2 separate regions of the Homo sapiens genome follow, and region 2 is linked to region 1. A link is an interaction called in ENCODE POLR2A ChIA-PET data of the cell type or tissue named here. Cell type or tissue: OCI-LY7. All regions are shown on one strand. Links, peaks and the distances in the headings refer to the core of each region. The heading gives the core; the rest is flanking DNA. Region 1 overlaps CHD4 (chromodomain helicase DNA binding protein 4). Region 2 overlaps ZNF384 (zinc finger protein 384).

Evidence for each region. Peaks named below come from ENCODE experiments on the same cell type or tissue, not always from the same donor. Only the 100,000 strongest peaks of a DNase experiment are listed, where the experiment ranks them.
Region 2: POLR2A ChIA-PET joins it to region 1 with 5 read pairs; 13 of 35 experiments call an interaction of 5 or more read pairs at or near these places.

The regions. Positions count from the first base shown.
Region 1 is chr12:6,579,575-6,582,482 of GRCh38, reverse strand. It overlaps CHD4 (chromodomain helicase DNA binding protein 4), which reads left to right. Exons shown (of 40, transcript NM_001273.5): 30 at 202-346; 31 at 669-834; 32 at 1,095-1,192; 33 at 1,310-1,439. The region is part of intron 2 of CHD4-AS1 (CHD4 antisense RNA 1); the gene reads right to left. It also overlaps SCARNA11. Among named protein-coding and RNA genes, the nearest start is that of CHD4-AS1, 13 kb to the right of the region's middle. In OCI-LY7, for the core only: no CTCF peak of the experiment used is centred there; no DNase peak of the experiment used is centred there.
Region 2 is chr12:6,671,697-6,674,604 of GRCh38, reverse strand. It overlaps ZNF384 (zinc finger protein 384), which reads left to right. Exons shown (of 12, transcript NM_001385745.1): 8 at 1,165-1,389; 9 at 2,073-2,255. Among named protein-coding and RNA genes, the nearest start is that of ING4, 10 kb to the right of the region's middle. In OCI-LY7, for the core only: no CTCF peak of the experiment used is centred there; no DNase peak of the experiment used is centred there; H3K27ac peaks cover 123 bases.

The sequences.
Region 1 (2,908 bases), core at 121-2,620:
TAGTAATGTGTTCCTAGCTTCCCTGGAAGAGAACCTGGGTCTTCTTGTGGGGTCTAGAGATCAGCCTTCCCGTGCAGTGGTGGGCTTTACCTCAAGGTGGAGCCATAGTTATTGCCTGTGATAATGCCTCACGAAGGGATGGAAAAGAATCTAAGAGTCAGCATGATCCCTATTTAACTCTTTCTCTACTTCTTTACACAGGGCATATGTCTCTCTTTTCATGCGGCATTTATGTGAGCCGGGGGCAGATGGGGCTGAGACCTTTGCTGATGGTGTCCCCCGAGAAGGCCTGTCTCGCCAGCATGTCCTTACTAGAATTGGTGTTATGTCTTTGATTCGCAAGAAGGTGAGCCCTGAGCCTCTTGCCATTGTTTCTAGGGGGCCAGGCGCAGTGGCTCACACCTGTAATCCCAGCACTTTGGGAGGCTGAGGCGGGTGGATCACTTGAGGTCAGGAGTTAGAGACTAGCCTGGTCAACATGGCGAAACCCCATCTCTACTAAAAATACAAAAATTAGCTGCACGTGGTGGCGGGCACCTGTATTCCCAGCTACTCAGAAGGCTGAGGCAGGAGAATTGCTTGAACCCGGGAGGCGGAGACTGGAAGGCCAATAGGAAAGGAGCCTGTAGCTGGAATTGGGTCTTCAACTTCTTGTCCCATTGCTACAGGTTCAGGAGTTTGAACATGTTAATGGGCGCTGGAGCATGCCTGAACTGGCTGAGGTGGAGGAAAACAAGAAGATGTCCCAGCCAGGGTCACCCTCCCCAAAAACTCCTACACCCTCCACTCCAGGGGACACGCAGCCCAACACTCCTGCACCTGTCCCACCTGCTGGTAAGTCTGCCTGTCCTATCATTTTCTGTCCCTCTCTTTTTGTCCTGGCCTATTTTTCTGCTCCCCTGTGCTCAGTTCTAACAGGGTAGTCTGGCAGGACACACAGCAATTCCCTCTCAGTTTAGGAGGGCCGTCCTAAGAATAGGGCTGGCTCTTAAAGGCACGAGAGGACAATTTAAGATGAGACAAACTGGGAAGAAATGACCTTCTCTCTGATCTAGTACCTTCTTCCTAATTGATTGTCTTTTATTGTTCTGCAGAAGATGGGATAAAAATAGAGGAAAATAGCCTCAAAGAAGAAGAGAGCATAGAAGGAGAAAAGGAGGTTAAATCTACAGCCCCTGAGACTGCCATTGAGGTAAGAGATGGGGTGACTGAATGCCATACTAAAGACAAATGTGTAAGTCCAGTCTTCCTTTTAGTTGCTGGCCTGTCTGCTTCATCTGTTTTGTTTTTGTTTTTTTTTCCTTTGAAGTGTACACAGGCCCCTGCCCCTGCCTCAGAGGATGAAAAGGTCGTTGTTGAACCCCCTGAGGGAGAGGAGAAAGTGGAAAAGGCAGAGGTGAAGGAGAGAACAGAGGAACCTATGGAGACAGAGCCCAAAGGTAAAGGTATCCACATTTTTTTTGTTTGTTTGTTTGTTTTGAGACAGTGTAGTGCTGCCGCCAGGCTGGAGTGCTGTGGCGCGATCTTGGCTTACTGCAACCTCCACCTCCCAGGTTCGAGCGATTCTCCTGCCTCACCCTCCCGAGGAGCTGGGATTACAGACAGACGCCATCATGCCCAGCTAATTTTTGTATTTTTAGTAGAGACAGGGTTTCACCATGTTGGCCAGGCTGGTCTAAATCTCCTGACCTCATGATCCACCTGCTTTTGCCTCCCAGATTGCTGGGATTACAGGCATGAGCCACTGTGCCTGGCTTTTTTTTTTTTTTTTTTTTTTTCAAAGGAGTTTTACTCGTTGCCCAGGCTGGAGTGCAATGGTGCGATCTCGGCTTACTGCAACCTCCGCCTCCTGAGTTCAAGCGATTCTCCTGCCTCAGCCTCCTGAGTAGCTGGGATTACAGGCATGTACCACCATGCTCAGCTAATTTTGTATTTTTTAGTAGAGAGGGGGTTTCTCCATATTGGTCAGGCCAGTCTCCAACTCCTAACCTCAGGTGATCCACCTGCCTTGGCCTCTCAAGGTGCTGGGATTACAGGCGTGAGCTACCATGCCTGGCCGGTATCCATATTAAGCACTACAGATCCCTGTGTGAACCATGGTCACTCGTGAATTTTTGCTGGGGCTGTAGAGATATCAGGAGGAAGCGACACACTGAAGAATCCTGCACCCTTGATTTTAGGTGGCAGGTTTTCCCCTAACTTAAGGTATCTCTTATGACTTTATTTGTTGTTGTTGTTGTTGTTGTTGTTGTTTTCGAGATGGAGTCTCACTCTGTCACCCAGGCAGGAGTGCAGTGGCACGATCTCTGCTCACTGCAACTCCCGCCTCCTGGGTTCAAGCGATTCTCCTGCCTCAGCCTCTGAGTAGCTGGGATTGCAGGCGTGCCACAACCATGCCCACGTAATTTTTTTTTTTTTTTTTTTTTTGAGACGGAGTCTCGCTTTGTCGCCCAGGCTTGAGTGCAGTGGCGCCATCTCGGCTCACTGCAAACTCCGCCTCCCGGGTTCACACCATTCTCCTGCCTCAGCCTCCTGAGTAGCTGGGACTACAGGCGCCTGCCACCATGCCCGGCTAATTTTTTGTATTTTTAGTAGAGACGGGGTTTCACCGTGTTAGCTAGGATGGTCTCCACCTCCTGACCTCGTGATCCGCCCGCTTTGGCCTCCCAAAGTGCGGGGATTACAGGCGTGAGCCACCACGCCTGGCCAAAATTTTTTTTTTTTTTTTTTTTGAGACGGAGTCTTACTCTGTCACCCAGGCTGGAGTGCAGTGGCACGATCTTGGCTCACTGCAACCTCCGCCTCCTGGGTTCAAGTGATTCTCCTGCCTCAGTCTGCTGAGTAGCCACCATGCCTGGCTAATTGTTTTTTTTGTTGTTGTTTTTTTTTTTTTTGAGATGGAGTCTTG
Region 2 (2,908 bases), core at 103-2,602, 92 kb before region 1:
TCAGACAACTGCCAGGGATCAATAAGCTGGTAACTAAAAAATTCTCCTGAGATGAAAAAAGTGCAGAAATCATGATCCCACACCATCTGAAGCCTCTCTTAAGAAGATAAGTTAGGGAGAACCCAAAGAAGAGGGACTTGTGCTAATTGCCTGGCTTCCAGGCCATTGCCTTTTCTACCAGCTCCCATTTTACACTGGTGAATTGTTTACGAAAATGAAAGATAGCTTTTACTCAGTAAAGTCTGAATAGTTGTGGCTTAACTTGCTCAGAGGCCTCCTTATTGATATTTGGTGGACAATACCAGAGTGGAAAGGATTACCAGCTTGGGATGAGTGAAAGTACGATCAGGTGCTACTGATGTCAACCCAGAGTGCTGACACTGGCTCCATGTGCTAGGGAAGAGGAAAGGTTTAGCGTGGAAGATAGGTGTTTTGTAATCATTTTTCTCCCAAATGCTTGAGGGATGGCACCTTCCCCTAGCAGCTACGTTGGTCATTGCAAAAGTGGTTTTCACTTGATTGTCAAGGGGCTGTGGGCAAGGGGTGGGTAGATGATGGATGCAACATCAGATAAGAGGGTGGAGAGCAGACATACCTGGTTTGAAAAAGCCCCTCCAAATAATTCTGATACTTCCTCACCCCCATCCCTCTAGGAATCGCTGCCAAAAAGGAAGTAGGGGAAAATCTGAGGGAAGAAAATTATCTATGGAGACAGGAGAGGATCCAGTTAGTTGTTCCTCATTATCATCTCGGGGTCTTGAGGAATACAGAGGCATGTGCTTCATACATAGGAACATCAGAGCAAGGAATTCCTTAAATGTTTGAAATCAAGCTGTAAGCAGAAGGCAAACAAGTTAACTGATATTCCTGGCCCATTGAAATTCGCATCTGCCCAGAGTTCATACTGTTTCTGTTTTATCTGGTTGAAATACATTTTTGCACATGGAGGCAGTCCAGTCATTCAGCAAACATTTATTGAATATTTATAATGTGCTGGGCACCATGTTAGAAGCTTAGGCCATAAAGATGAATATATAGAGCTCTACTCTCAAGTTGGAGTAGGAGAGACCTCAGATAGGTGGGCTTCTCTTGGAAGTAGAGGGGAGGGTTCAGCCACACCTTCTTGATGGGAAGGGTTCTAACCATTGCCCTCACTTGGCTCAGGTGCCGGATGTGCTCACTGACATTCTACTCCAAGTCGGAGATGCAGATCCACTCCAAGTCACACACCGAGACCAAGCCCCACAAGTGCCCACATTGCTCCAAGACCTTCGCCAACAGCTCCTACCTGGCCCAGCACATCCGTATACACTCAGGGGCTAAGCCCTACAGTTGTAACTTCTGTGAGAAATCCTTCCGCCAGCTCTCCCACCTTCAGCAGCACACCCGGTAAGGCTGCTCTTGGTTTACCCCACCACCTGGCCGTGAACCCTAAGACCATGTTGCCTGCACCTACTCCTCTCTCCACATGTATTATTCTTTCCCTTTCACCTTTGCCCATTGGTAGCCTCAACCTCCTATTACTGTCTGTGGAAATTATATATCCTAGCTATTTGGGGGGCCTTGAAAATTGTGGTCTCCAATTCCAAAGTCTGGAACAATTTTTGTGGTTTCTCTCTGTGTCTGTGTTTGGAAATCTTCTGCAGAGCAGGCCTGCTTTTACTATATGCTTCAGTTCAGAGCCAAGGTGTGCATTCAACTTCAGGTCCATGGGGAACAGGCGGTATTGGTCTTTGTTCAGATTACTATTTGGAAGCAGGGTGTCTGTGGTGAGTGTGTTAACCTTAGGAGAAAGCGGAGGGTTGATGAGATTGACTACTTTAAGGTTACCAGGAGCCATGGGTTGCAGCTCTTCATCATCTCACTGCCATTCTAGCCACCGACTTACGATCAGCAACAACCTAGATCTGGGTGTCCTCTTCATTTGCCTATCCAGGCTGGAGTGTTTTTGGGAGGAGGGAGGAAGGGGGTGCTCTCATCCGTCAAGCAACGTCATTTCACCCAGCAGAGAGCTGAGCCCCTGGTGTCGAACTGCTTCCTCCTCCCCCCTTCCCTCCTCTCCTCTCCGGCAGGATCCACTCCAAGATGCACACGGAGACCATCAAGCCCCACAAGTGCCCGCACTGCTCCAAGACCTTCGCCAACACCTCCTACCTGGCCCAGCACCTCCGTATCCACTCGGGGGCCAAGCCCTACAACTGTTCCTACTGCCAGAAGGCCTTCCGCCAGCTCTCCCACCTCCAGCAGCACACACGGTAAGGGAGAGTGGCGGGCTACTGACCCCGCCCCGCTGGCATGCCCTCCCCACCCCCGCCCCGGACACACACAACAACCCGCATGCGGGGGGCGGGGGAGAGACCTGGCTGGAGGAGAGACCTGGCTGGCATCTGGGAGAAGGAAGACCAAACAACACTGGAGATTCAAGTGGACACAGAGCTTCTCTGGGGCAAGAGCTACGTCGGGGAGCTGCAGTGACTATATGATATTCACTGATCCATGGGAGACAGACACGTACCTGGAGTAGAAACAACTTTTCTCTAATTTTCCTCCCTGAAAATACTCATGTACCCATCTTGGAAGATTTGCCCCTTGATGCCAAAACAGAGGCATTTGAGTGGAGAAGACCATACCTCTAGCCCTTAGGGCACCAATTATGAACAGGAAATAAAATCAGACATTAGCTGGGCACCAGCCTGGTGACACCCACAGCAACAAGCAAGGCTCTGAGGGATGCCAGGAGTAGAGAACAAAAGAAAACACGTACTAAATGTTCAGAGAGAATCAGCAAACAGAAAATGAAAACGCTTATGCTTCATAAAGATGCCCAGTGTTTATCCCGTGAATCTGGAGTGACTAGGAAGAAGGGAACCTGCCAACTAGAAGTGATGATCTTTGGTGCTATCTCAAG